Linked DNA regions of Homo sapiens: region 1 is linked to region 2. A link is a loop called in an ENCODE intact Hi-C map of the cell type or tissue named here. Cell type or tissue: heart left ventricle. All regions are shown on one strand. Links, peaks and the distances in the headings refer to the core of each region. The heading gives the core; the rest is flanking DNA.

Region 1 (14,801 bases), core at 6,010-11,009, 110 kb before region 2:
GGCCAACACAGTGAAACCCTGTCTCTACTAAAAATACAAAATTTAGCTGAGTGTGGTGGAGTGCACCTGTAGTCCCAGTTACTCGAGAGGTTGAGGCAAGAGAGTTGCTTGAACCCGGTAGGCAGAGGCTGCAGTGAGCTGAGATCGCGCCACTGCACTCCAGCCTGTCGACAGAGCAAGACTCCATCTAAATAAAAAAAAAAAAGATATTAGCCTGGCATGGTGGCATGTCTCAAAAAACACTGAAGGAATCAAAGCACACACCCAGGGCCACCTGGTCTCAGACACACAGATGTGTGCATTTGCATATCAACCCCCTATTCATGGGTGAACGTGCATCTGCAATGACGCAGTCCAGAGCACAGAAGGAAAGAGACGATGGTGCCTCCCTGAAGAGGTCCCTGCTGTGGGCATCTGGGGCTGAGCCCCGTAGGGAACTGTGAGAGGTGTGGTCACAATGGGGCAAGACAGCCAGTGGGGGCATCTACTTATTTTATTTTATTTTATTTTATTTTATTTTATTTTATTTTATTTTATTTTTGAGACGGAGTCTCACTCTGTCGCCCGGGCTGGAGTGCAGTGGCGCGATCTCGGCTCATTGCAAGCTCCGCCTCCCGGGTTCACGCCATTCTCCTGCCTCAGCCTCCCGAGTAGCTGGGACTACAGGCGCCCGTCACCACGCCCGGCTAATTTTTTAATATTTTTTAGTAGAGACGGGGTTTCACCATGTTAGCCAGGATGGTCTCGATCTCCTGACCTTGTGATCCGCCTGTGTCGGCCTCCCAAAGTGCTGGGATTACAGGCGTGAGCCACCGCGCCCGGCTATTTTATTTTGAGGCACAGTTTTGCTCTTGTTGCCCAGGCTGGAGTGCAGTGGCACGATCTCAGCTCACTCAGGTTCAACCGATTCTCCTGCCTCAGCCTCCCAAATAGCTGGGATTACAGGTGCGTGCCACCTTGCCCGGCTAATTTTTTGTATTTTTAGTAGAGATGGGGTTTCGCCATGTTGGCCAGGCTGGTCTCGAACTCCTGACCATGTGATCTGCCTGCCTCGGCCTCCCAAAGTGCTAGATTACAAGTGTGAGCCACCGTGCCCGGCTGGCATCTACTTATTAACCAACTGCATCCCCCGTTTGAGGGGTGTTCTGGGGTGTTGACTCCCTGGTACTTCCTGCCTACCCAGAGGGGGTTCTCGGTGAGTGTCTGTACGCAGGTGGGTGCCTGCACACAGTAGGTGCTGCATGTCTCTGGGTGTCTGCACACAGTAGGCATGGCACGCAGGTGGGGCTCTGCACACAGTAGGCCTTGCGTGCAATAAAGACGCTGCACACAGCAGGTGTTTGCATGAAGGAGAGGGGCTGCACGCAGTAGGTTTGCACACTGTTAGAGAAAGACCCCAGGCAAAGGGACACGGGAAGCCGTTGGACTGTAGGAAATTGTCGGAAGCCAGCTCCCAGGTGGCCAAGGGGACATAGCAGCATCTGCCATGCCCTTTTGTGCACTTTAAGCACTGGTTCTCAGACTTCAGGGTGCATTGGCAACCCCCTGGGTACCCCCCTTTTTTTTTTTTTAAATAGAGACAGGATCTCCCTATGTTGCCCAGGCTGGTCTGGAACTCCTGGGCTCAAAGGATCCTCCTGCCTCCCAAAATGCGAGGATTACAGGTGTGAGCCACCATGGCCGGCCCCTGGGTACACTTTCAATGTGGTGGGTTGGATGTTGTGGCAGGGGACCCTAAACCGGGTCTCCCCTTTTCTAGGACACAGCAGAAGGAATGCAGAGGCTTCCTGAGCCGTCACTCTTCCTTACTTTCTCCCGGGACCCCCTTCTCTCTGCAGACCACCGCCAAGAGCCCAGCCCTCAGAGCCCCAGAACTCCCTGCAGCTTCCCAGCTCTAGGCCTTGGCCCCTGTGATCTCCACCTCGTGGTCGGGGCAGTGCCCAGCCAGGGCTCCGGGGAGGCGAGGGAGGAACCAGGGTGGGTCTCCTTGGAGGAAGCAGAGAGTCACGGAGTCTTGCAGAGAGAGGCTCAGAGCCCTGCACGTCACTTTCTCCAGCCCCCACCCCAGAGCCTGGAGCATGCTCCCCGGACATGTAGGTCACGCGACCCACAGCTTTACAGATCCCTAGGGATCCAGGAGGGACCCCCGAGACCCAGAACGACCCATAGCCACACAGTGGGAAGGCCAAGGACCTGCTCCCCAGGACGCTGGGCCAGGGAGACCGCAGGCACACGGGACAGCCACACCAGAGCTGCATCTGGAGAAGGGGTGGGGGGTTTCCTCTCGCCGCTCCTCGCTATTCTTTCCCTACATTGTTCCGTTCCGTGCTCCCAGTTCCCACCCCACTCCCTCCACCCGGACGCCGGCGGTTCCCAGGCCCCGGAGCCGGGGTGCATTGGGGGTGGGGGTGGGGTAGAGTGAGGGGCCTCGTGAAGAGCGCTGCGGGCCAAGACCCTCTTGCGCATGTGACGAGAGCGCACGAGTGTGGGAGCTTCGGCCTGCGCTCACAGGCGTGTGCGTGGGGAAGTGTTTGGGCCGCCGTGTACACAGCAGGCACGCCATAAACGCTTCTTGGATGGCTCCATGCGAGGGAAGGGAGGGAGGGCAGAGTTCAGGCCCTACAGGGAGGAAAAGGGAGGGGCGGAGGCCTGGCTTTAGGTTTGAATCTCCGCGGCTTACTAGCTCCAGCAGCTCAGCAAAAGCGTGACTCAGTTTCCCTCGTCCATAAAAGGGAAAGCCGAATCGCCCTCCCACGTGTCGAGGTGAAACTAGACAGTGCACTAAGGCACTTAGCAAAACGCGCTGCCTTGAGAACCCTTATTACGCCTTCCTTCCTTCCACCTCACCCCCTGGCCAGACACTCTGGGGGTGGAGAGGGGCGCTGACCCAGGCCCCAGACGCCCCTCCCGTCCGCCCTCCCTAGCAGGCAGGAGTCCCGGCTTTCCCGTTCCTTAAATTGGATAATTGGAGACAGAGGCGGGTGCTCGAGACGGAGAAATCCCCAAGTGGGCGAAAGGCAAGGGGCCTGTCCTAGTTTCCCTGCACTGGGGGCCCCCACCCTCGCCAGCGCTCCCTCCGGTGCGCCCTGGGCGCGCAGTCTGTGCGCTCGGGAGCCCCCAGCGCCGGCTGTCGACCCCCTCCAGAGCCCGGCGGTGCCAGCCTCCCTCTGTTGCCCGCCAGGCGCGGTGTCTGCGGCCGCCCCGGCAGGAGGGGTTGGGGGGTCCGGGCCGGCGGCAGCTCCGGCGGCGTCTCCCTCCTCCAAGCCCCTGGCGGCGGGCGGCCGGGCCGAGGGCGGGGCGTCTGCACAGACCCTCCTTTTGTGAGCGGCGCCTTCCCCGGGCGGCCTGGCGCGCAGGGCTCGGGCACTGCGCCAGGGCCCGGAATAGCCTCCCTGCCCGGCCGCCCGCCCCACGCCCCGGCGGAGCCGCCTGACCTGCCCGGTCGGGCGCAGAAGAGCCTGGGGCCGCGGTGGCACAGGAACCGGGTGCGTGCTCAGCTGCACGGGGCTGCAGCCGCTACTCTCCGCTGGGCCGGCACTGGACGCGTGCAGCCGGGCCTACTGTGCGCAGCCCGTCTTTTGTGTGAAAACGCCCGCTGTGTGCAGATCTCCGTCTTCGTGCAGGGCCTACTGTGCGCCGCACCCCCCTTCCATGCAAAGCCTACTGTGTGCAGAACCCCATTTGCCTGCAATGCCTACTGTGTGCGGCCCCTCTCCTGCGTGCAAACGCCTGCTGTGTGTGACCCTTTTCTTGCATGCAAGGCCTACTGTGTGCAGAGCCCTACCTTCTTGCAGTGCCTACAGGGTGCAGCCCCTCTCCTGCGTGCAGACGTCCACTGTGTGCAGATCGCTGTCTTCGCGCTGGGCTTACTGTATGCAGCACCTCTCTTCCATGCAAAGCCCACTGTGTGCAGAGCCCCACCTGGCCGCAATGCCTACTGCGTGCAGACACCCAGATACATACAAAACCGACTGTGTGCAGGCATCCACCTACATGCAAACACCTGCACCTGCACTCGTGCAAACACCCACCGTGCACAGGCACCCACTGACAAACATTCATGTGAGGAGCCCCCAAGCTCCCACACTCCCAAACGGCCTTGTCTTTTTGTCTTTTTTTTTTTTTTTTTTTTTTTTTAAGATGGAATCTTGCTCTGTCGCCCAGGCTGGGGTGCAGTGGCACGATCTCAACTCACTGCATCCTCCCCCTCCCAGGCTCAAGCGATTCTCCTGTCTCAGCCTCCTGAGTAGCTGGGACTACAGGCGCGCGCCACCACGCCCAGCTTGTATTGTATTTTTAGTTTTGTATTTTTAGCAGAGATGGGGTTTCACCATGTTGGCCAGGCTGGTCTTGAACTCCTGACCTCAGGTGATCCACTTGCCTCGGCCTCCCAAAGTGCTGGGATTACAGGGGTGAGCCACCGTGCCCAGCCTCATTTTTTTTTTTTTTTTTTTGAGATGAAGTCTCGCTCTTGTGCCCCAGGCTGGAGTGCAATGGCGCAATCTCAGCTCACTGTAACCTCCACCTCCTGGGTTCAAGAAATTCTTCTGCCTCAGCCTCCCGAGTAGCTGGGATTACAGGCACCTGCCACCACGCCCGGCTAATTTTTGTATTTTTAATAGAGACGGCATTTCACCATGTTGGCCAGGCTGGTCTCGAACTCCTGACCTCAGGTGATCTGCCTGTCTCAGCCTCCCAAACTGCTGGGATTACAGGCATGTGAGCCATGGTGCCCGGCACAAACAGCCTTGTCCATGCAAGCACAAGCACCCACATGTGTCTAAGACCCTGGTGTGCACACCTGCACTCTGACCTGCACTGCGTGTTCCCACTAGGGAAATGCAAATATTTCTAAGCTCCAATGCTCACTCCACAGAGCCCCGAGGCCTGTGAATACCCGCGGTATACAGAGATCCATGAGGTGCCAGTACTCAAACTGTGGAAGCCTGCACGTGCTGATTTGGGGTGGGAGTAGAGTGCAGGGAACTCATCTGTGTGCAGCCCCTTTCTCTGGGCCCTTTGTGTGCACCTCAGTTTACCCCACCTGGGTAAGAGACTCTGCCCTGCTGGAGTCTCTTCTGGTTCTGACTTTGAAGGGCTCCAAGGTGTGGGGGGAAAGGGGGCTGCATTCCCTCTCTGCTGTGTGCCTCTGGGTGGTGGATTCAGGCTAGCAGGGCTGGGGGCTGGGCCTCCAGGCCCTTCCCGGAAGCCCGGGAAGCAGGTGCAAGGGTAGGCAGTCTCCACGGGCAGGGCGCCAGACCTTGGCTTCCCTGAAACTGGGCACAGCAGCTGGGAGAGGTTTCCGGGCCCGCCTGGCCCCACCTGGCCCCTGGCACTTTCGGAAGATGGGCGGGGCAGGCAGGCAATGCCAAGGACGGGCGAGGCCCAGCCTGCACAAGAGTCGCCGGTGAACCTGTGCGCACACACGGGTGTGCATGTATATGTGTGCACACGTGCATGGGCCATGCTGATGTGAGTTCTGTACCCCACCTACAAACGGGTGTGCTCATGAACACGTGCAGGGTCACCCTGGCACATGAACCGTGCAGCACAGGCAATGGCCCAGCGGTAATTCACCCATAGCGGTGACAGGAAAGAGATGCTTGTCTGCTTTGCTCACTGTGCGTCTCCAGCACCCCACAGCTGGTTGGCACTTGGTGAATATTTGCTGAGTGGACAAATGAGTGAATACACGAACACATCATTTTGCAAATATGTACTGAATGTCTCTACTCTGCATACCAGACATTTGCACATCTTCAAACAACAAAAAGATCCTGGGAAACGACATTCTAGACATCCACGGGGTGGGAATAAGCCCACGCCTGAGAGTACACACTCATGTCCAGGAAACACCTGAGTCCACTTTGATTTGTTCACCTCCAGAAGCCAGAGCCTGGTGCCCACACACAGGCCCTCATGCAGAGACACGCATTTTCTTTCTTTTTTTTCTTTCTTTCTTTTTTTTTTTGAGATGGAGTTTTGCTCAGTTGCCCGGGCTGGAGTGCAGTGGCGCGATCTCGGCCCACTGCAAGCTCCGCCTCCCGGGCTCACGCCACTCTCCTGCCTCAGCCTCCCGAGTAGCTGGGACTACAGGCGCCTGCCACCACGCCTGGCTAATTTTTCATATTTTTTTAGTAGAGACGGGGTTTCACCTTGTTAGCCAGGATGGTCTCGATCTCCTGACCTTGTGATCTGCCCACCTCGGTCTCCCAAAGTGCTGGGATTACAGGCGTGAGCCACTGCGCCCGGCCGCATTTTATTTTTTCTTTTCTTTCTTTCTTTTTTTTTTTTGAGATGGAGTCTCGCTCCATCGCCCAGGCTGGAGTGCAATGGTGTGATCTCGGCTCACCGCAAACTCCGCCTCCGGCTTCAAGTGATTCTCCCACCTCAGCCTCCCGAGTAGCTGGGATTACAGGTGCATGCCACCACATCTGGCTAATTTTTGTATTTTTAGTAGAGACAGGGTTTCACCTTGTTGGTCAGGCTGGTCTTGAACCCCTGACCTCAAGTGATCTGCCCACCTTGGCCTCCTAAAGTGCTGGGATAACAGACGTCAGCCACCGTGCCCGGCCAGGATTTTGGACACACAAATATCCCCTCTCTTCCCCTGCAAGCCTACCTGTGCTACCCACCCCAGCCATCCCCTCCTGAGGTGTCTGTCCTTCCATGCCTGAAGGGGTTCATGGGAGTGTGGGGAGTCCTACACCCCACCTGTGATTTTCCATCATTTGAGTTCTCCTATGGCTCAGACCATTGCCTGCAGGAAGCTCCAGAAACAGCCAGGGTTGGTGGGATTAGAACTGCACAGGTGGGGAGGTGATGCCCATATACCCTAAGAAACTATCCTTCCATTTCACAGCCGGAGAAACCGAGGCCCAGAGACAGGAAGGTCTTCTTGTTGAGCTAAGAAGAGAAATAGAGGGATGATAAACGGATGCCCTGACTGGGCCCCCTCAACCATCTCCTCTTGCAGCCAGAAACAGTAGGTTCCTACCGCCAACAAGGGTGGGGACAGGAAGGTGGGGGACCAGGGTGGGAGGAGGAGATGGGAGTGAGGCCCTGGGGGGAGGTGGAGCCTATGTCCTGGAGACAGACACAGAGGTGGGCGGTCCGGAGACACCCACCTCCTCAGACAGGCACGGGCTCTGGCAGCTGGTGACAGAGACACAATCTGGGGCACATAGGCACTGTCTGTCCCTCCTGCCGCCGATCTTCCTCCCCAGCCTCTGATGGGGATTCTAGGGGCTGCTGGGGCCCCTGCAATTGTTTTGGCATGAGTGTGCATACCTGTGTGTTTGTGTGTTGGGTGCACATGCTTTATTTTTATTTTCATTTTATTTATTCCATTTCATTTCATTTATTTCATTTCATTTCATTTTTTGAGACTGAGTCGTGTTCTGTCACCCAGGCTGGAGTGCAGTGGCACTATCTCAACTCATTGCAACCTCCGCCTCCCAGGTTCAAGCGATTCTCCTGCTTCAGCCTCCGGAGTAGCTGGGACTACAGGTGCCCACCACCATGGCCGGCTAATTTTTTGTATTTTTAGTAGAGATGAGGTTTCACCACGCTGATCAGGCTGGTCTCAAACACCTGACCTCAAGTGATCCGCCCACCTGGGCCTCCCAAAGTGCTGGGATTACAGGCATAAACCACCGCGCCCGGCCTCACTGAGCATGTTTTGAAGGCGAGTGCGTTCCTCTTGACTGCTGAACTTTCATTCTATGAACCGACCTCCGTTGACCTGTTCCCCTCTGAATGGAGGGGTATTTGAGCTCTTCCCAGGTTTTGGTGATGAGGAACAAAGCTGCTACGTGCATTTACCTCCTGGTCTCTGTGTGCTCCTAAGTTGTGTATTTCTTTCAGATAGTACCAAGAGAAGTGAGGTTGCTGGGTCCCCGTAACCTTATAGGGTAAATACTATTATTACATCCACTTTGTTGATCGGGAGAATAGACGCCGCCAGGCCTCCTGTCTCTCGCTTTCACACAAAGGCACATACGGCAGACACGGACCCCCATCACTCATCCATCACTTTCCCATCACTCACCGCAGACCCTCCAGGACCCACGCAGAAACCCAGGGCTCCCCCACGGTGCACGCAGCACCCAGGCTGCCCGCCCTCCACCCAGGGCCGCGTCACGCCCGACACCCCCGGAACAGACGCCTATGAGGCCTGCAGCTCCAGACGGGCTGCAGACACACAGCGATTTGTTCATCTTTCCAGCCACCCCGTCTGGTCCTGACAGTAATTAGCTCCCAGACTGGTGGGGAGACGGTGAACAGCCTGAGAGTCATCGCCCACGGCTCCACGCCCACAGGCCACGGGCACCGGGAGAGAGGGTGAATGAGTGTGTGTGTGTGTGTGAGTGTGTGTGTCCGGAATCTGTACTCTCCAGCCAGGGCTCCCCATCCTCCTGCAAAGGGCCAGCACCGTGCACGGGTACCCACGGCGCCTTCCAAGGGGAACGTGCACAGGCATACCCACTGTTCATTCCACGAAGGATCGTGCACACGCATGCCTACCTTTGCATTTCACGCGGGATTGTGCACACGCATGTCCACCGTGCCTTCCACGCGGGATCGTGCACACGCATGTCCACGAACTCCTGCACACCTACACCCACCAGGCCTGCCCATGCGATGCGTCCCTGCAGACCCACTGTGGACGCCTGCTTGTCGGCGTCCTGCGCATCCCGCGTGAGTGGAGTGTGCACTCGTGGAGGGGGCGACTGAGTGCGGGGCAAGCGCAAGCGCAAGCACACTGGGCTCGCGGAGGGTGGAGAGAGGCCGTGCGCGTTCCCGGGGCTGGCGCGGAGGTGGGGTCAGCGGCGCGGGAGAACGCCCCGCCCCGCTACCGCCAGCCCGGAAGACCCACGGCGGCGGGCGCTGGCGTCACGGGTTTCCACTGGGGCCCCGGCGCCGGGGCCGGGATTCCCTGGCGCAGGAACGCCCGTGACGGCGGCGCCTGCCTGCGTCGGCCACGCTGGGAGGTTTGAGCCTGGGGATGACATCAGCCCCTGCGTTTCTGGAGCTGGCCCGGGCGGGACGGGGACTTGGAGAAAGCAGTGACACCCACTTTCGTTGACTGCCAACCCGTGCAGAGCGCTTAGTGCGTGTCCGACCGTGAGCTGAGCGCTGTGATGCGGGTGCTGTTAATGTCCCATTGCACAGATGGGGAAACTGAGGCCGGCGCACTGCCCGCCCCGCCGGGCCCCCAGAGTGAGGGCCCGGGGCTGGGAGCAGCCTTTTCCCAGCGCCCTCTGCAGTGTAGAGTCCCACCAGCTTGTCTCCCGCTCTCTCCTGCACAAGCCGGCTCAGAGAGGGTCTGCGGGTGTCCTGGCACCACCCAGCAAGTTGGGTGCTGCAGCCAGCTCTGTCCATACAGTTGGTCTCTGCCCAGCTGCGGTGGCCAGGGGCGGTGCCTGAGCCAGGGCGCCCGGGCGGCCCGGTGGGGTGTGCCCAGCCGCTGCCTTCCTGCTGACGCCGGTGCCAAGGGATCTAAATATAGCCTGGGAGGAGGCAAGGGCTATTTTTAACGCGAGTGGCTTGGCCCCTCCCAGTTCCCGGGTCAGGAGCCCTTTGGTCCAGGATTTTGGGGAGGGGCAGGGGCGAGGGGGAGCCAGGGGCCCCACACCCGCCTGGGCCTGCCCCTCTGCCCACACCTGGCCCTGGAAGACTCTAGGGGACGAAGGGCCGTAGAGGGAGGGCAGGGTGGGGGGGCTGTCGCAGGTCACCTTTCTTAAACGCCACCTCCTCTCTAGCTGCCGACCAGCCCTGGCCTTTTGTTGGGCCCAGAGACTGCTTTCTATTTTGGGAAGGTGTTGGAATAATTTCCTTGGCTATTTTTAGCCGGTTCGGGGATTCCTCCACTCAGGCTGGCCGCCCTGCCTCTCCTCCTCCTCCTCCTCCTCCTAGTCGTCTTCCTCCTCCCGGCAGACCCAAGGGCGGCCTCCTTCATGGAGGGCAGTCAGGGACACACAGTCCCTGAGCCAGACCCAGAATGGGGAGACCCCTATATTTCCTGGGTCGGGGAGGGAAGGGAGCTCTGAAGGGCGTTCCCACGTTCCAGGTGAGCAGGACTTTCAGACCTCTGGGAATCCATGACGCCAGGTATCTGAATTCTGTCTCCAGGGCAGGGTGGGGCGACCCAGCAGCCTCTGACCTTTCACCTCCTTTCAGGGTTGTCACAGGAAAGTGGCCTGCTGAGAACAGACCTTGACTCCCACATCCCTAGGCTAGGGGCTCCCATGTTCCCAAGAGGAAGATCAGTGTGATGAGGGTAAACTGAGGCACAGAGGGGACACTGGGATGGGACACATCTTGGGCTCATTCCCTGATGGTTTCATTTCCTTCCACATTCTACCTTTGTTTTTAATTTTTTTTTTTGATTGTTTTGAGACAAGACGGAGTCTCACTCTGTCACCCAGGCTGGAAGAGTATGCAGTGGCACAATCTCGGCTCTCTGCAACCTCTGTCCTCTGGGTTCAAGCGATTCTCCAGCTTCAGCCCCCTGAGTAGCTGGGATTACAGGTGCACGCCACCATGCCCAGCTAAGTTTTGTATTTTTAGTAGAGACGGGGTTTCACCATGTTGGCCAGGCTGGTCTCGAACTCCTGACCGCAGGTGATCCACCTGCCTCTCCTCCCAGAGTGATAGGATTACATGCGTGAGCCACTGTGCCTGGCAGCAGCGCCGTCATAGCTTATGGCAGCCTTGACTTCCTGGGCTCAAGTGATGCCCCCAACTCAGCCTCCTGAGTAGTGAGGCCTATATAGGCATGTACCACGATGACTGGCTAATTTTTGAAAATTTTTACTAGAGATGGGGTCTCTCTGTGTTGCCCAGGCTGGTCTTGAACTCCTGGGCTCAAGTGATCCTTCCACCTTGGCCTCCCAAAGTGCTGGGATTCCAGGCGTGAGCCACCGGGACCAGCCCTCATGCTGCCTTTTAACAGCTAAGCAACCTTGGGGCGATGACTTCACCTCTATGTGCCTCTTTCAGGAAAGGGGGTGACAGTCACATGGACTAATGGTAAATAGGTGAGGGAATATATGAAAGGTCTTAGAACAAGCTCCTGGCAGAATGGAGCTGAGGGTCCTGGAAAGGACGCTGGGATATGGCTGGCTGCAGGACAGAGGAACATCCCGGGTGCTGGCTGGTTCCACATTTTGAGAGGACACACCCCCTTACTTATCCCAGTCCGTGAGGCTGGCGAGAGTGACCCCGGCGTTTCAGATCAGGAAACTGAGACCCTGGGATAATTTCCCAGGCCCAGGGTCTCATGACAGCTGACACACAGGAGGCCAGCACAGTCCCCTGGCTCCCCCGGGCCGTATTCCACAGCTGCTCCGCATTCTTTCACCGGTGCCCTCACTCATGCAGCAAGCATTTGTGAGCACCGTATGAGTTTCCTCCCGCTGCTGTAACAAATCACTGCCAACCCAGTGGCTGGAAACAACACAGAGTTATTATCTGACAAGTCTGGAGGCCAGGAATCCAAAATCAGTCTCCCTGGGCTCCAAATCAAGCTGTGAGCAGGGCTGGGCCCTCCTGGAGGATCCAGGGGAGAACCTGGCTTCCACGTTTGCCAGCATTTAGAGGCAGCTGCTTCCCTCAGCTTGGGGCCTCTTCCTCCACGTTCATGGCTGGCCGTGCAGCCTCTTCCAGTCTCTGACTCTCACCTCCCACCACCTCTTATTTATTATTATTATTATTATTATTATTATTAATTTTAGTGGAGTTTTGCTCTTTTTGCCCAGGCTGGAGTGCGATGGTGCCATCTTGGCTCACTGCAACCTCCACCTCCCGGGCTCAAGTGATTCTCCTGCCTCAGCCTCCCGAGTAGCTGGGATTACAGGCATGCGCCACCACGCCCAGCTAATTTTGTATTTTTAGTAGAGATGGGGTTTCTCCATATTGGCCGGGCTGGTCTCGAACTCTTGATCTCAGGTGATCTGCCTGTCCTGGCCTCCCAAAGTGCTGGGATTACAGGCATAAGCCACTGCACCTGGTTGTTTGTTTGTTTTAAGAAAAATCTTTTTCACTGTGCAAGTTGATTTTTTTTTTTTTAAGAGATAGGGTCTTGCTCCATAGCCCAGGCCGGAGTGCAGTGATGCAATCATAGCTCACTGAAGCTGCAAACTCCTGGGCTCAAGGAATCCTCCCACCTCAGCCTCCCGAGTAGCTGGGACCACAGGCACTCACCACCATGTCTGGCTAATTTTTTAAAATTATTTTTTGTAGAGTCGGGGTCTTGCTATGTTGCCCAGACTGGTCTCCAAATCCTGAGCTCAAGTGATCCTCATGTCTTGGCCTCCCAAAGTGCTGGGATTACAGGCGTGAGCCACCACGCCTGGCCCGCAAGTTGATTTTTTATGAGTATATTGCTTCTCTCCAAGGGCGGATGGCCTGACCGGGATAAGACCCGTGAACAGATAGTAAATGTGGGTTTGGCATTTGGCAGGAAATGCTTGTGGAATTCAGGAGGCAACTGTCATTTATCTGTCCTGTATGCCAGCTGGATATCAAGTACATTTCTGTATCTTAAGACCATCAGCCAGTTTTATTTATTGGATGCTTATTAAGTACTTAATGCCAATTTAATATCTTCACAGCCACCTTAGTGCTAATAATCATCCTCACCTTACAGATGAGGAAACTGACATGGAGCCATGACTTGTCGAAAGTCCCCGGCCGGGCGTGGTGGCTCACGCCTGTAATCCCAGCACTTTGGGAGGCTGAGGTGGGTGGATCATCTGAGGTTAGGAGATTGAGACCATCCTGGCTAACACGGTGAAACCCCGTCTCTACTAAAAATACAAAAAATAAGCCGGGCGTGGTGGCGGGCGCCTGTAGTCCCAGCTACTCGGGAGGCTGAGGCAGGAGAATGGCGTGAACCCGGGAGGCAGAACTTGCAGTGAGCCGAGATCGCGCCACTGCACTCCAGTCTGGGCAACAGAGAGACTCCGTTTCAAAAAAACAAAGAAAGAAAGTCCCTCAGCCAAGTTGGTGGCAGAAGCTACCCAGCCGGTTCTGTTTCCATTTGGCCTTGCTGCTGCCTCTTGCTTGAATGCTTTCAGGGACCATGCAGGCACACTCCTCAGCTATCCCCTTGTTCTGGTCCTCCAGCAACAGTCTTGGGAAGTTAGTGGGTTCCACAATCCTGAGCCCAAGCTCAGTGCAGCTCTCCCACCCTCAGGTGTCTTCTGCAAACAAAGGACCTCCCAGAGCCCACGGAGGGGGAATGTTTCGAAAGTGTGCTGGCCAGGAAAGAGACCAGACGTGAACCACACTTCCTCCCTCCCTCTGCTCCAGATGTCTGCACCAGAGGTGGTCGGGAGGAGGCTGCCAGATAGACAAGACAACAGGAGCGTTGGAAAAGGGCGGCTTCCACTACTACCTCCCAATGTGGGGATGTGACTGGAAGAGCAGCTCCATGACCCAAGGATGGGACTTTGGCTTTCTTTTATCCCCAAGCCAGCCCGTGACATGCCTTCTGCTAGATGGATGGCTGTCTGCAGCTCTGACCCTGTAGTTTTGCGCAGATTATCTGTCCCATGAAACGTTTAGACTCTGGCCTGAGAATTCCTCCTTTCGTCTTCTTTTTTTTTTTTTTTTTTTTTGAGACGGAGTCTCGCTCTGTTGCCCAGGCTGGAGTGCAGTGGCGCGATCTCAGCTCACTGCAACCCCCCGCCCCCCAGGTTCAAGCAATTCTCCTGCCTCAGCCTCCTGAGTAGCTGGGATTACAGGCACGTGCAAGCATGCCTGGCTAATTTTTTGTATTTTTTAGTAGAGACAGGGTTTCATCGTGTTAGCCAGGATGGTCCCGATCTCCTGACCTCGTGATCCGCCTGCCTCGGCCTCCCAAAGTGTTGAGATTACAGGCGTGAGCCACCGCGCCTGGCTGAGAATTCTTCCTTTCTAGAGGCCACTGCATGTGGCCTTCGAGGGGAGGGGTCGTGGGACAGGAGTAGTTACCAAAGGCAGAACCCTTTTAGATTCCCCTGATTCTCACAGAGTGGGCTGGAGGCACGTAAACCACCTGATAATGCAAGCCGGGTTTTCCTGAATGTTCTCTGGAGTAGGTCGCTCATCCTAGGTGAAAGCAGATCTTTTCCCTAGGATCTGAGGCTTTAGACGCAGGAATTGTCACTGCCATTTGCTCCAGAATCCCAGTGCTGCTCCGACTGTAATTGCTCATTTTACTGATCAATTGAGACAGACAAATGCAGTTAGAAGACACAGGGATGACCTCTGGAAGGTCCAAGGGACCAGAGTGAATGTTGTCGCCAAAGATCCTGTAAGTGAGAGGCGGAGCCGGGGCCGAGACTGGACACCTGTCAGCAAGCTCATTCCCCCAACGACACCCTGGCCTGTCTTGGCGTACGCTGGCAGTCTGCGTTCTGAACAGGGGAGATGTTTCTTTCTCAACCTTGGCTTGGAGTTCTCCCCAGAGTGATAAATGTTGGCGAGAAAGAGCGGCACATTCTTTTTTTTTTTTTTTTTTAGACAGAGTTTCACTCTTGTCGCCCAGGCTGGAGTGCCACGGTGCGATCTTGGCTCACCACAACCTCCGCCTCCCGGGTTCAAGCGATTCTTCTTCCTCAGCCTCCCGAGTAGCTGGGATTACAGGCATGAGCCACCACGCCCGGCTAATTTTGTATTTTTAGTAGAGACGGGGTTTCTCCGTGTGGGTCAGGCTGGTCTCAAACTCCTGACCACAGGTGATCCGCCCGCCTCAGCCTCCCACAGTGCTGGGATTACAGGCTTGAGCCACTGCGTCCGGCCAGGAGTGGCAC
Region 2 (14,712 bases), core at 5,206-10,205:
TTAACACTGTCTTATTATCAACTTGCTCCATGATTATCAACAATAATTTCCTGTTACCAATAACCAGCCTGTGACCCATTGTCCATGATTATCTCAAAAATGTCTTTAATGGCCCGGCGTGGTGGCTCACGTCTGTAATCCCAGCCCTTTGGGAGGCTGAGGCGAGCTGATTGCTTCAGGACAGGAGTTTGAGACCAGCCTGGGCAACATACCAAGACCTCATCTCTACAAAAAATACAAAAAAATTAGCTGGGCATGGTGGCACGTACCTGTAGTCCCAGCTATTTGAAAGGATGAGGTGGGAGGATCGCTTGAGCCCAGGTGGTCAAGGTTGCAGTGAACCATGATGGCACCACTGCACTCCAGCCTGGGCAACAGAGCGAGACCCTGTCTCAAAAGAAATTAAATTTTTTTTTTTTTGAGACGGAGTCTCACTCTGTTGCCCAGGCTGGAGTGCAGTGGCGTGATCTTGGCTCACTGCAACCTCCACCTCCCGGGTTCAAGCGATTCTCCTGCCTCAGCCTCCCAAGTAGCTGGCATTACAGGCGCCCGCCACCACGTCCGGCTAATTTTTGTATTTTTAGTAGAGACGGGGTTTTGCCATGTTGGTCAGGCCGGTCTTGAACTCCTGACCTCAGTTGATTGATCCACACACCTCAGCCTCCCAAAGTGCTGGGATTATAGGTGTGAGCCACCATGCCCGGCTGAAAGGAAATTAAATTTAAGGGCCGAGTGCAGTGGCTCATGCCTGTAATCCCAGCACTTTGGGAGGCCGAGGCGGGTGGATTGCCTGAGCTCAGGAGTTTGAGACCAGCCTGGGCAACATAGCAAAACTCCGTCTCTAGTAAAAATACAAAAAATTAGCCGGGCGTGGTGGCGGGTGCCTGTAATCCCAGCTACTCGGGAGGCTGAGGCAGGAGAATGGCGTGAACCCGGGAGGCGGAGCTTGCAGCGAGCCAAGATCGCACCACTGCACTCCAGCCTGGGCAACAGAGTGAGACTCTGTCTCAAAAAAAAAAAAAAAGAAATTAAATTTAAAAAGGTAAAAAGCAGCTCAGGACCGCCAATGTACAATGCACTCCATATGGCTGTACGTATCTATGTGAGTGTGCATGTGTAGGAAAAGTCTAGGGAGTTTCAGTGGTTAGACGACAATGACCAGGACAACTGTGTGAGCAGCACCTGTGTGGCACTGAGTCATCTCAGGCTCTCCACTCGGCTCTGTCCATCAACGACCGAATCCAGCTCTCACGGCGACTCTACGCTGCATGCTTGTTACTCTACTACAGAGGAGGAAGCAACGCTTACGAAAACCAAGGACCAGAAGAACTCACAATCAAAACTAGTGGGCGGCCGGGCGCGGTGGCTCATATCTGTAATCTCAGCACTTTGAGAGGCCGAGGCGGGCGGATCACCTGAGGTCAGGAGTTTGGGACCAGCATGGCCAACATGGTGAAACCCCATCTCTACTGAAAATACAAAAATTAGCCGGGTGCGGTGGTGCATGCCTGTAATCCCAGCTACTTGGGAGGCTGAGACAGGAGAATCGCTTGAACCCAGGAGGTGGAGGTTGCAGTGAGCTGAGATCGTGCCTCTGCACTGCAGCCTGGGCGACAGAGTGAGAGTCGGTCCCTAAAATTAAAATAAAAAATAGTAGGCAGGCCCAGCGCGGGGCTCACACCTGCAATCCCAGCACTTTGAAAGGCTGAGGCAGGAAAATCACTTGAGCCCAGGAGTTTCAGACCAGCCTGGGTAACATAGTGAGACCCCGTCTCAATTAAAATTAAAAAAAAATTAAGCAGGTGTAGTGATATCCACCTGTGGTCCCAGCTACTCAGGAGGTTGAGGTGGGAGGATCGCTTGAGTCCAAGAGGTTGAGGCTGTAGTGAGCCATGATTATGCCACTGCACTCCAGCCTGGGTGACAAAGTGAGACCCTGTCCCCCCCCCAAAAAAAAAAGTGGGCAAATATCGACCCAGTTGTTCTCCTTTCACGTTCTGCACTGATGATCAGTTCCCATCCACCCCACACTGTTAACAGTGGTTAATTCTGGGGAGTGAGATTTGTGATGAAGATGTCTCCATTCTCACTCCTGCAGTACGAGACTTCTTTACAAATATATTCTCAACAGGGTGAACATCAATTCTTGGGGAGATGAAAACAAATTTTACTTTTTTTATGGATTAAGCCCAGAAAACAGAACATAAACAGATACACAGTCTATCTATGATATTGAAATTTCACAGGTATAGGCTGGGCTCGGTGGCTCACACCTGCAATCCCAGCACTTTTGGAGGCTGAGGTGGGAAGATCACTTGAGGCCAGGAGTTCAAGATCATCCTGGACAACATAGCAAGACCCAATCTCTAGAAAGAATAAAAATTTAAAAATTATCCAGGCATGGTGGTGTGCACCTGTTATCCCAGCTTTGGTGACTGAGGCGGGAGGATTGCTTGAGCCTGGGAGTTGGAAGCTGCTGCAGGGAGCTGAGATGGCGTTACTGCACTCCAGCTTGAGTGACAGAGAAAGAAGATCCTGTCTCTAAGATAAAAACAAACAAAAACTCCATTATATAATAATGCTACTTGGGGCCAGTCACAGTGGCTCACGCCTGTAATCCTAACACTGTGGGAGGCCGAGGCAGGCGGATCACCTAAGGTCAGGAGTTTGAGACCAGCCTGGCCAACATGGTGAAACCCCGTGTCTACTAAAAATACAAAAATTAGCTGGGCGTGGTGGCGGGCACCTGTAATCTTAGCTACTCAGGAGGCTGAGGCAGGAGAATCGCTTGAACCCAGGAGGTGGAGGTTGCAGTGAGCCGAGATCACGCCACTGCACTCCAGCCTGGGTGACAAGAGCAAAACTCCTTCTCAAAAATAATAATAATAAGGCCGAGTGTGGTGGCTCACACCTGTAATCCCAGCACTTTGGGAGGCCGAGGTGGGTGGATCACGAGGTCAGCAGATCGAGACCATCCTGGCTAACACGGTGAAACCCCGTCTCTACTAAAAATACAAAAAATTAGCCAGGCGTGGTGGCGGGCGCCTGTAGTGCCAGCTACTCGGGAGGCTGAGGCAGGAGAATGGCGTGAACCCAGGAGGCAGAGCTTGCAGTGAGCCGAGATTGCGCCACTGCACTCCAGCCTGGGCAACAGAGTGAGACTCTGTTTCAAAAAAAAAAAAAAAAAAGAAATTAAATTTAGAAAGGTAAAAAGCAGCTCAGGACTGCCAATGTACAATGCGCTCCATATTGCTGTACGTATCTATGTGAGTGTGCATGTGTAGGAAAAGTCTAGGGAGTTTCAGTGGTTAGACGACAATGACCAGGACAACTGTGTGAGCAGCACCTGTGTGGCACTGAGTCATCTCAGGCTCTCCACTCGGCTCTGTCCATCAACGACCGAATCCAGCTCTCACGGCGACTCTACGCTGCATGCTTGTTACTCTACTACAGAGGAGGAAGCAACGCTTACGAAAACCAAGGACCAAAAGAACTCACAATCAAAACTAGTGGGCGGCCGGGCGCGGTGGCTCATATCTGTTAATCCCAGCACTTTGGGAGGCCAAGGTGGGCGGATCACCTGAGGTCAGGAGTTCGAGACCAGCCTGGCCAACATGGTGAAACCACATCTCTACTGAAAATACAGAATTGGCCGGGCGTGGTGGCTCACGCCTGTACTCCCAGCACTTTGGGAGGCCGAGGCGGGCGGATCACGAGGTCAGGAGATCGAGACCATCCTGGCTAACACGGTGAAACCCCATCTCTACTAAAAATACAAAAAATTAGCTGGGTGTGGTGGCGGGCGCCTGTAGTCCCAGCTACTCGGGAGGCTGAGGCAGGAGAATGGTGTGAACCCAGGAGGCAGAGCTTGCAGTGAGCTGAGATCGCGCCACTGCACTCCAGCCTGAGCGACAGAGCGAGACTCCGTCTCAAAAAAAATGAAAAGTAATAAAATAATAATAATAATAATAATAATAATAATAATAATAATAATAATAATGCTACTTGGGCATCTTCCGTCAAAAGAATCAGACATCGGGTGCATTTAAATCTCTTGCCACCGTTATTCTTTCTAAGGAGCCACTAGGAAAAGGATGTCTCAAAAGAAGGTGATCACGGAAAAAGAAAGCTTATGAAACACTGACTTCTGTAATCACGTTTTCAGTTGAAAGAAATGGAAACTGATCTAACTTCCAGCTCACCTCAAGCTGGAAAGAAGTCTAGTTTCTAGAAGCATCTCCAAAATTGGAAAGTGAAGTTTCTAGCATACAGTTCCACCGAGGGCCCATGATGAAGAGGGGGAGAGGCGGGCACGAGGCGAAGCGGGTGCCCCGCGCTCGGCTGGAAAAAGCCAATGTCACCGGGCTGTGCTATTTGCTTGTGGGAGGGACGCCTGGGGTGGGGGCGTGCCGCTGGTTGCTCCGCCGCAGACACCACGTGGTGCTTTTTGAACTGATCAGAGCCCCAGCCTGCCTGCTTTGCTGTCCCGGGCTGACCTCCGAAAACACCGCACTTTCCCCTCGCTGACTTGGTAGATGTCTGTCTGTCTGCTTGAGTATCTCGAAGATCTGAGGTTTCCATTCCAGCAGAATAAATACTAGGAGGGCCCACCCCTTCCTCCTCCCAGCCGAGGCTGGATGAATCCAAATAAACCCAGCTGGTGGGGAAGAGCATTTCTAGGACTTCGGCGGGAGAAAGCACCGCCCACCCGGGTGGGTTTCCAGGAGGTGGAGGTGCGGACCTGGGAGGGGGGCCCTCGGGCAGCCCTGCCATGCAGCCGCGTCACTCCGCCTGCCTGATGTCACAGGAGCTGGGGGAGTTTGGGTATTTCATGAAGCTGTTGAGTTATTGTGGCTTTGGTTTGTGACACCGGCGTTCAGGCACGGCCTAAAGGCAACATCAAAGACGGTGCATGAAAACCGGGGGTTAGGCCGGGCGCGGTGGCTCACGCCTGTAATCCCAGCACTTTGGGAGACCGAGGCAGGCGGATCACCTGCGGTCAGGAGTTCGAGACCAGCCTGGGCAATACGGCGAAACCCCGTCTCTACTAAAAATACAAAAATTAGCCGGGGGTGGTGGTGCTGGCCTGTGATCCCAGCTACTCAGGAGGCTGAGGCAGGAGAATCGCTTGAGCCCTGGAGGTGGAGGTTGCAGAGAGCTGAGATGGCGCCACCGCACTCCAGCCTGGGCAACAGAGCAAGACTCCATCTCAAAAAAAAAAAAAAATTAGATTGTGGTAATGGTTACACAACTCTGGATATTCTAAAAACCACTGAATTGTACACTTTAAAAAGTGAATTCTATGGCATGTAAAAATCTCAATAAAGCTGTCATATAAAATAAATATATATAAATATGATGCCAAAATATATACATAAATATGGTAATAAAAAATTAAGGCCCTTAAACAGCTTGTGTTTATGTAGATTTTAGCTATACTCCTGTTACAAGTTAACATAATCCCATTAAATATTTTTTTAAACCATATATTTTATATTAGGAGGATGACACGTTTAAGTGAAAAGTAACTATTTTTCAAAAAAAAAAAACATTGAGGGGAAATAGTGGCATTGTTTTACATTTTTGCAAATTTCTTTCATGTCTGGCTTAATAGAAGACAGCTGGATTCTTGTATAAGCCTCTGAGTTCAATCCACTGTGATATCAAACGTCATGCAACCTCTGAAAACTCCACCATCTGTGTGGGAGAGACTGGGAGGAAGGAGACCCAGAGTATCTTGGCATTTTTTTTTTTTTTTTTTTGTGAGATGGAGTCTCGCTCTGTCACCCAGGCTGGAGTGCAGTGGCGCAATCTCAGCTCACTTCAACCTCCGCCTCCTGGGTTCAAGTGATTCTCCTGCCTCAGCCTCCCAAGTAGCTGGGATTACAGGCGCCACCACCACACCTGGCTAATTTTTTTTTTTAATTTTTAGTAGAGACAGGGTTTCACCATGTTGGCCAGGCTGGTCTCGAACTCCTGAGCTCAGGTGATCCACCCACCTTGACCTCTCAAAGCGCTGGGATTACAGGTGTGAGCCACAGTGCCTGGCTTCTATCTTAGCAGTTTTGACCTAGTGGTCCCCCACCAAAAGGGTCTCAGAGACCAACCCCTGGGTGTCCCTGGACCACACTTTGAGAACTCCAATACACAGGTATTCTCTCTACTTCACAGAAGAGAAAATGCGATCCAAGATGGTAATAAACCTGCTCAAGTCCTCAAAGCTGAAAAGTACGGCTGAAGGAGAATAAAAAAGAGAAACATAAAGCAGTTGTGGTGGTGTGTGCCTGTGCTCCCAGCTACTTGGGAGGCTGAAGTGGTAGGATCGCTTGAGCCCGGGAGTTTGAGGCTGCAGTGAGCTAGGATCACGCCACTACACTCCAGCCTGGGTGACAAGGAGAGACCTCCCCCCCGCCACCATCTCCAAAAACAAATTATTACTTATGTAAAAAATAGAACTAAGGAAGGTTTGCTTGACTCCAAAGCTGTGTTCTTTGCATCCATTCTAGTTCCATCCAGATGGCCCGGGGTACAGCTGGGATGCCTGTTGTCCCTAAAAACCATGGGGCACAAGTAGGTAAACCCTAGAGTAGGTAACTCCTCAATTCAGCTCAACCACTATCTGACCAGCCTCCAGTTACCAGGCAGTGTGTTTCCCCAGCCATGTGGACTCAGTCCTGCCACGGCGCGGCTCGTGCCTATTGCAGATACATGTACATGCTTGCAATATACGTGTCTGTCTCCCCTGCTCTACAATGAGCTCCCCAGGAACAAGGACTGGGCAATTTTTTTTGGCTTCCTGTCTCCACTGTTTGGCAGCAGGAAAAGAGAGGTGCCTGAAGAAAGGGTAACAGAGCAATGCAATCCCCCGATGTCAGATTTTTATTGAGGAAAAGAAAGGCAGTGAAGGCCGGGCATGGTGGCTCACGTCTGTAATCCCAAGCACGTTGGGAGGCCGGGGCAGGAGGATCCCTTGAGCCCAGGAGTTCGAGACCAGCCTGAGCAACATGGCGAGACCCTGTCTTTATAAAAAAATTAGCCGGGCATGGTGGTGTGAGCCTGTAGTCCCAGCTACTAGGGAGGTTGAAGCGGGAGGCTCACTTAAGGAGGCTGAGGTTGCAGTGAGTTATGATTTCATCACTGCACTTCAGCCTGGGCCACAGAGTAAGACCCTGTCTCAGAAAGAAGAAAAGAGAAGACAGGGGAGGGGAGGGGAGGAGAGGAGAGGGGAGGAGAGCAGTGGAATCCCAGATGATCCTTCCAGAATCTGCAAGCAGCACTGTGGAGGCACCCTGGGGAAGAAAGTCTGCTAGGATCTGGAGAAGCACTAGAAGCCGGGCACAGTGGCTCACGCCTGTAATCCCAGCACTCTGGGAGGCCGAGATGGGCAGGTCACCTGAGGTCAGGAGTTCGAGACCAGCCTGGCCAACATGGTGAAACCCCGTCTCTACTAAAAATGCAAAAATTAGCCGGGCGTGGTGGTGCACGCCTGTAATCTCAGCTACTTGGGAGGCTGAGACAGGAGGATTGCTTGAACCCGGGAGGCAGAGGTTGCAGTGAGCTGAGATCGCGCCACTGCACTCCAGCCTGGGCGACAGAGCGAGACTCCGTCTCAAAACAACAACAGAAAAAGCAGCACTGAGGACTGGGCTGCGGGCTGCGTCCTCTGCAGGCCCTGGCTCCCCTGTACCCACCCCCTCCTGCACGCTTTTAAGCAGATCCAGCACTCCCTTCAGGGCGCTGGGGAGGAGCTGCCAGCAGACAGGAATGCGCTGTGCAGAAGCAGCAGGTTCTGCCAGCTCCTCCCGAGCCTGCAGGGAAATGCAGGCAGATCTGTGGCCTCGCACAGGCGGACAGACGGGCAGCAGGGATCTCCAACCGGGCCCCGGAGCACGAACCACTACGCAATCGTCACAGCATGTGCTACCTTCCGTGGTGTTCTGGGAATCTAAATCAATCCCATACGCTGGACAGCAAGCCAGAAACGGAAGCCAATCTCGGGCTGGGCAGAGGGCCACCCGGCCCTCCCCTCACCACCACCCCTCCCTTTTCCTTCAATCAGAATTGCCTTTTATAGGCAGGTTGATAGTTCACAGCTGGAAGGGGGCTCACTGCGGCTCTGCAAGGAAAGATGCGCTACCCACCCTTTTCTCTCTTTCTCTTTCTTTTTCTCTTTTTCTTTCTTTCTTTCTTTCTTTCTTTTTGTTTCTTCCTTTCTTCCTTTCTTTCTTTTCTTTCTCTTTCTTTCTTTCTCTCTCTCTTTCCTTCCTTCCTTTCTTTTCTTTCTCCCTTTCCTTTCCCCTTCCTTCCTTCCCTTTCTTTCTTTCTTTTTCTCTTTTCTGTTCTGTTCTGTTCTTTTTTTTGATGGAGTTTCGCTCTTGTTGCCCAGGCTGGAGCACAATAGCACAGTCTTGCCTCACTGAAACCTCCGCCTCCCGGGTTCAAGCGATCCTCCTGCCTCAGCCTCCCGAGTAGCTGGGATTACAGGTGCGCACCACCATGCCTGGCTAATTTTTGTATTTTTAGTAGAGACGGGGTTTCACCGTGTTAGCCAGGGTGATCTCGATCTCCTGACCTCGTGATCCACCCGCCTCGGCCTCCCAAAGTGCTAGGATTACAGGCGTGAGCCGCCGTGCCCGGCCTAAAGCTGTGTTCTTTCTGTTCCACAGGCTGCAGAGAGGGAGCTGATGCCAGAATGAGGGGGAACCCCCGGAGCTTCTCGCATCGGGTGGGACCGGCATCCGGTGAGACCGCGGTGGCTCTCTGGGGCTGAAAATTCCAAGCAGAGTAGCCCGAGGAATCCAGCCATCCCCGAGGGTTCAGAAATGCAAATCAGGGCTGTGTATTCACAGCCTGGACTGGAGATCGACCAAAAACTATGCAGGGCTCACCCTTGCGGGGCGGCGGCTAAATTTAGGAAACCAACCATCTGGAGAATGCAGGCATCAGAAGCCCCTGCAGCTAGGAGGATCATTTCAGTTCATTTTTATTCACTGTTCATAGATCTCCCAGTTTTTCCTAGCGTGTTCAAGCTGGAAAGGATTTCAGAGATTGTGTCACCTAGATTTATTTTACAGAAGGAGGAACTAAGCGTTTAAGGGAGAAGTGCCTGTTCTTTTATTATTATTATTATTATTTTATTTTTTGAGACAGAGTCTCGCTCTGTCACCCAGGCTGGAGTGCAGTGGTGCAATCTCGGCTCACTGCAAGCTCTGCCTCCTGGGTTCACGCCATTCTCCTGCCTCAGCCTCCTGAGTAGCTGGGACTACAGGCGCCCGCCACCACGCCCCGCTAATTTTTTGTATTTTTAGTAGAGACGGGGTTTCACTGTGTTAGCCAGGATGGTATCGATCTCTTGACCTCGTGATCCACCCGCCTCGGCCCCCCAAAGTGCTAGGATTACAGGCGTGAGCCACCGTGCCGGGTCTCGAGAAGTGCCTGTTTTAACACACTGAAAAGTGGTCTTAGCCAGGTGCAGCATAATATGCCCGTCTCCCAGCACTTTGGGAGGCCGAGGCAGGAGGATCGCTTGAGGCCAGGAGTTTGAGACCAGCCTGGGCAACATAGCAAGACCCCATCACTACAAAAAATAAAAATAAATTAGCCGGATGTGGTGGCGTGTGCTTGTGGTCCCAGCTACTCTGGAGGCTGAAGCAGGAGGATGGCTTGAACCAGGAAGTCGAGGCTGCAGTGAGCTAGGACTGCGCCACTGCACTCCAGCCTGGGCAACGGAGCAAGACCCTGCTTCAAAAAAAAAAAAAAATGAATGAAAGGAAGGAAGGAAGGAAGCGAGGGAGGGAGGGAGGGAGGGAGCGAGGGAGGGAAGGAAGGAAGGAAGCGAGGGACAGAGGGAGGAAAAAGAGAAAGTTTTCTGCCCTAGACACTCCAGCCTGGGCAACGGAGCAAGACCCTCCTTCAAAAAAAAAAAAAAAAAGAATGAATGGAAGGAAGGAAGGAAGGGAGGGAGTGGGGAGGGAGGGAGGGAAAAGAGAAAGTTTTCTGCCCTATTATGTGATTTTCACACCACCCCAAGTTCAAGAACAAAGTGTGGTTTGTTTGAATGCTTTTCCCAGACAGAGATGCAGGGCAGTGGCGAGAAGGAAACAATCCAGTGGCGGCTTCCCCTCTCTTAGAAGTATTAGGCCCAAGAAACCACCTGAAATCCTGGGATGAACTAGATTCTGTCGTTGGAGTCCAAGTCCTTTTGGCTGTCAGTATGAGTGGCTTGAAGCCGCTATAACAAGTCACACGGATCTGGTGGCTTAAAACAATGGAAATGGATTCTCTATGGCTCTGGAGGTCAGAAATCTAGATGTGGGCAAGGCCGTGCTCCCTCTGGAGGCTCCAGGGGAGGATCCTTCCTGCCTCCTCCAGCTTCTGGGGCCTCCAGGCATCCTCTGGCTTGAGCCCACATGGCTCCAGTCTCTGCCTCCATCTCCCCATGCCTTTCCTCATGTGTCAAATCTCACTGTTGTTTTTTTTGTTTGTTTTTTGAGACAAGGTCTCTCTCTGTTGCCCAGGTTGGAGTGCACCAGACACCATCTCGGCTCACTGCAACCTCCGCCTCCTGGGTTCAAGTGATTCTCCTGCCTCAGCCTCCTGAGTAGCTGGGACTACAGGCACCTGCCACCATGCCCAGCTAATTTTTGTATTATTAGTAGAGACGGGGTTTCACCATGTTGGCCAAACAGGTCTCAAACTTGTGGCCTCAAGTGATCCTCCTGCCTCAGCCTCCCAAAGTGCTGGGATTACAGGTGTGAGCCACCACACCTGGCCAAATCTCACTTTTTTTTTTTTTTTTTTTTTTTTGAGGCAGAGTCTTGCTTTGTTGCCCAGGCTGGAGTGCAGTGGCTTGATCTTGGCTTACTGCAACCTCTGCCTCCTCAGCTGAAGTGATTCTCCTGCCTCAGCCTCCCGAGTAGCTGGGATTACAGGCATGCGCCACCACACCCAGCTAATTTTTGTATTTTTAGTAGAGACGGGGTTTCACCATGTTGGCCAGCATGGTCTCGATCTCCTGACCTCGTGATCTGCCCGCCTTGGCCTCCCAAAGTGCTGGGATGACAGGTGTGAGCCACCGCAGCCTGCCAAAATCTCACTCTTATAAGGACATTTGTAATTGTTTAGGGTCCACCTGGAGAACCCAGGATAATCTGCCGTCTGAAGATCCTTCATGTGATCACTTCTGCGACCTCTTTGTCCTATAAGGGAAAATTCACAGGTTCCAGACATTTAGGAGCCAATATCTTTGGGGGCATTACTCACACGACATACAAAGTCTCTTTTCAGGGCAAACATAGATGCTCACAGGAAATGCCTCCATGCCCCGCAGTCGGGCAAGCTTCCAAGCAAGCAAGCCGCTTTTAAGAGTCAGGAAGAGGCTGGGTGGCTCACGCCCGTAATCCCAGCACTGTGGGAGGCCGAGGTGGGTGGATTGCTTGAGCCCAGGAGTTTGAGACCAGCCTGGGCAACATAGTGAGATCCCATCTCTACAAAAAATACAAAAATTAGCTGGGCGTGGTGGTGTGCACCTGTAGTCCTTGGGGGGCTGAGGTGGGAGGATCACTTGAGCCCAGGAGTTGGAGGCTACAGTGAGCCGAGATTGCACCACTGCACTCCAACCTGCGTGACAAAGTTAGACTCTGTTTCTGGCCAGGTGCAGTGGCTCATGCCTGTAATCCCAGCACTTTGGGAAACTGAGGTGGGCAGATCACCTGAGGTCAGGAGTTCGAGACCAGCCTGACCAACATGGAGAAACCCCATCTCTACTAAAAATACAAAAATTAGCTGGGTGTGGTGGTGCACGCCTGTAATCCCAGCTATTCAGGAGGCTGAGGCAGCAGAATCGCTTGAACCCGGGAGGTGGAGGTTGCGGTGAGCCAAGATTGTGCCACTGCACTCCAGCCTGGGCAACAAGAGTGAAACTCTGTCTCAAAAAAAAATAATTAATTAATTAATTAATTAATTAATTTAAAAAAAAAGTTAGACCCTGTCTCAAAAATAAAAAGTCAGGATGAGAGAAGGCAGCCAAGGCAAGGAAGACCAATAACATGCTCGGATGGTGCAGTCTCTTTGGAACATTCCAAAACTAAACTGAGAAGGTTCCCATTCTCGGTGATGACAAGTTTCTGGAACTAGATAGATAGTGCTGGTGTTTGCACGCAGTGTTCATGGAAATAATGCCATGGAGTTGCAAACTTTTGAACAGTAAACAAGGGCCGGGCACCGTGGCTCATGCCTGTAATCCCAGCACCTCAGGAGGCCGAGGCGGGGGGATCATTTGAGCCCAGGATTTTGAGACCAGCCTGGGCAACACAGCGAGACCCTGTCTCCACGAAAAATTTAAAAATTAGCTGGGCATGGTGGTGTGTGTCTGTAGTCCCAGCTACTCAAGAGGCTGAGGTGGGAGGATCACTTGAGCCCAGGAGGTTGAGGCTGCAGTGAGCTGTGATCGCACCACTGCACTCCAGCCTGGGCGACAGAGCAAGACCCTGTGTCAAAAAAAAAAAAGAAGGCCAGGTGTGGTGGCTCACACCTGTAATCCCAGCACTTTGGGAGGTCGAGGCAGGCAGATCATCTGAGGTCGGGAGTTCAAGACCAGCCTGGCCAACATGGAGAAACCCTAACATTTTTAGTTTCTACTAAAAATTCAAAAAATTAGCCGAGCATGATGGCAGGCGCCTGTTATCCCAGCTACTTGGGAGGCTGAGGCAGGAGAATTGCTTGAACCTGGGAGGCAGAGGTTGCAGTGAGCCGAGATCGCACCATTGCACTCCAGCCTGGGCGACAAGAGTGAAACTCCATCTCAAAAAGAAAAAAAAAAAGAAAGACTAAAATGGTAAAAAAAAAAAAAAAAAGAAAGAAAGAAAAGAAAAAAGAAAAAGAAATACATATTAGGATGGGGCAAGCTAAACTACATTGTTATGTATTTTAACAACACATAAAACCCACTTGGGGCCAGTCTGCAAGTACCTCCCATGTAGGCTCAGCCTGGCACTTGAACCCCGTGCCCTCCGCCCCCCGCCCCTCCCAGTGGCGTCTCCGCTTCTCACTTCAGAGGCAGAGCTGTCATCGTGGGCACTGGGAAGTAGCCTGCAGTGTCAGCACAGACCGGCGCTCACCAACGACACGGCACGGAGGCTTTCTAGGGAGCAGTCCCCCCAGGACAGCAATACGTTCAGGCGACAGCGACACAGGGCAGCAACAGCGGTTCCCTCCTGGCAGGCAGCCAGACGCACACACGCACGCAGACCACACCATCCAGAAAGTTCACCTGCGACCTGAGACGCAGCTCTTTGAGGGAGATCAGAAGATCAGATGGTATTTGAGAAAAAAAAAAAAAAAAAGGTTAAGCCAAGTCAGTGGGAAGGTGGAGGAAAAAAAAAATAAATAAAGGTTAGGCTGAGGTCGCCGCCCTGCCACTCATGACACAGAGCGTGGCACGTCGGTTTCACACCTAAAAGTCAGAACGATTCACAGGTGGCGAAGCGTGGGTGGAGGAAAAGAGCGGGGATGTCTGAGGAGCAGAAAGACCGAAACGCAAGAGTAATACCTGCTGCGGAGAGGTTCCGCCCACGTGGGATTTGCCCCTGGGAAAAAAAAAAAAAGTCCCCGAAGCCCCTGCAAGGCAAGGCCTGCGGGCTGGAGGGACGGGCTCTTCACACACACGGGAGGACAGAGATCGTCTCTGGAGGTGGGCGCCCCAGCAGGCACACTGACGGCCTCGGTGCAGCTCCCCTGCACCCCCAAATGACGCAGGTCAGTAATCCAGGGACGGGCAGCAGGCTCACGTGTCCCCAGATGCAGGCACACCTGTGCCTCTCGAGTCATCTGCAGAGTCACGAGACCAGCAACCTGGAAACCTGGAGGAGCTCCCCTGGCTGCCACCGGACACCCCAGGGCAAGGGGCCGGGTGCCTCCCGGGCAACCCCCTCTCTCTGCAGCAGGGGATGCAGATGGCAGAGTCTCAAAGGCCTTCCCTGCATGGGGCAGACACGGAGGACACACTCTCCCGGGGTCTGCACTGAGGCTGTCAGGGGGCCTGCTGCGTTCCCCACTCCAGGTAACCCTGTCTGCTGGCACTGAGGGCCTCATCAGACCCCTGCAGGCCTGCAACCACAGCCAAAATCAGTGTGCCTTCTCCAAAGCCACCTTCTGACCCGCTTTTTAAAGAAACTGAGGTAAGGTTTGCATAATGTAAAATTAAGCATTTTAAAGTGAACAATTCAGTGGCATTCAACACATTCACAACGTTGTACAAACATCATGCCTACCTAGTTCTTGTACATTCTCTCTCTCTCTCTCTCTCTCTTTTTTTGTTTTGAGACAGGGTCTCACTCCATCTTCCAGGCTGGAGTGCAGTGGTGCGATCTTGGCTCACCGCAACCTCTGCCTCTCAGGTTCAAGCAATCCTCCTGCCTTAGCCTCCCGAGTAGCTGGGATTACAGGCATGCACCACCACACCTGGCTAATTTTTAATTTTTCGTAGAGATGGGGGTCTCACTATGTTGCCAAGGCTGGTCTTGAACTCCTAGCCTCATGATCCTCCCACCTCAGTGTCCTGTGGAGCTGGGACTACAGGCACGTACCACCCCACCCAGCTAATTTTTGTTTTACACTAAAGTGTTATTTCATCTTGGTCGCTGAGGTTTTTTAGCGCCCCCTTCAATTTTGTGCCCAGTGTGAATACATTGCTTGCCTGACCCTGGTCCTGCC

What was found. A loop is a pair of places that touch in the nucleus more often than their neighbours do. Peaks named below come from ENCODE experiments on the same cell type or tissue, not always from the same donor. Only the 100,000 strongest peaks of a DNase experiment are listed, where the experiment ranks them.
Region 1: a loop joins it to region 2, with 16 times the contacts of the local background. A loop is called at or near these places in 3 of 110 quality-filtered maps.

Annotation. Positions count from the first base shown.
Region 1 is chr19:2,486,005-2,500,805 of GRCh38, forward strand. LOC124904614 (a long non-coding RNA gene) reads right to left here and starts at 8,778. Exons shown (of 2, transcript XR_007067090.1): 1 at 8,527-8,778; 2 at 5,702-6,906. RefSeq lists silencers at 3,051-3,260, 3,271-3,360, 3,381-3,480, 8,771-9,150 and enhancers at 4,857-5,358, 8,321-9,028, 8,687-8,981. In heart left ventricle, for the core only: no CTCF peak of the experiment used is centred there; DNase peaks (open chromatin) are centred at 8,847 and 9,477; H3K4me3 peaks cover 1,963 bases; H3K27ac peaks cover 2,111 bases.
Region 2 is chr19:2,594,726-2,609,437 of GRCh38, forward strand. The region is part of intron 2 of GNG7 (G protein subunit gamma 7); the gene reads right to left. It also overlaps the pseudogene RN7SL121P. Among named protein-coding and RNA genes, the nearest start is that of MIR7850, 29 kb to the right of the region's middle. RefSeq lists enhancers at 8,566-9,332, 12,592-13,446, 13,317-13,886, 13,447-14,300, 14,127-14,266. In heart left ventricle, for the core only: no CTCF peak of the experiment used is centred there; DNase peaks (open chromatin) are centred at 7,836 and 8,766; H3K4me3 peaks cover 1,646 bases; H3K27ac peaks cover 2,090 bases.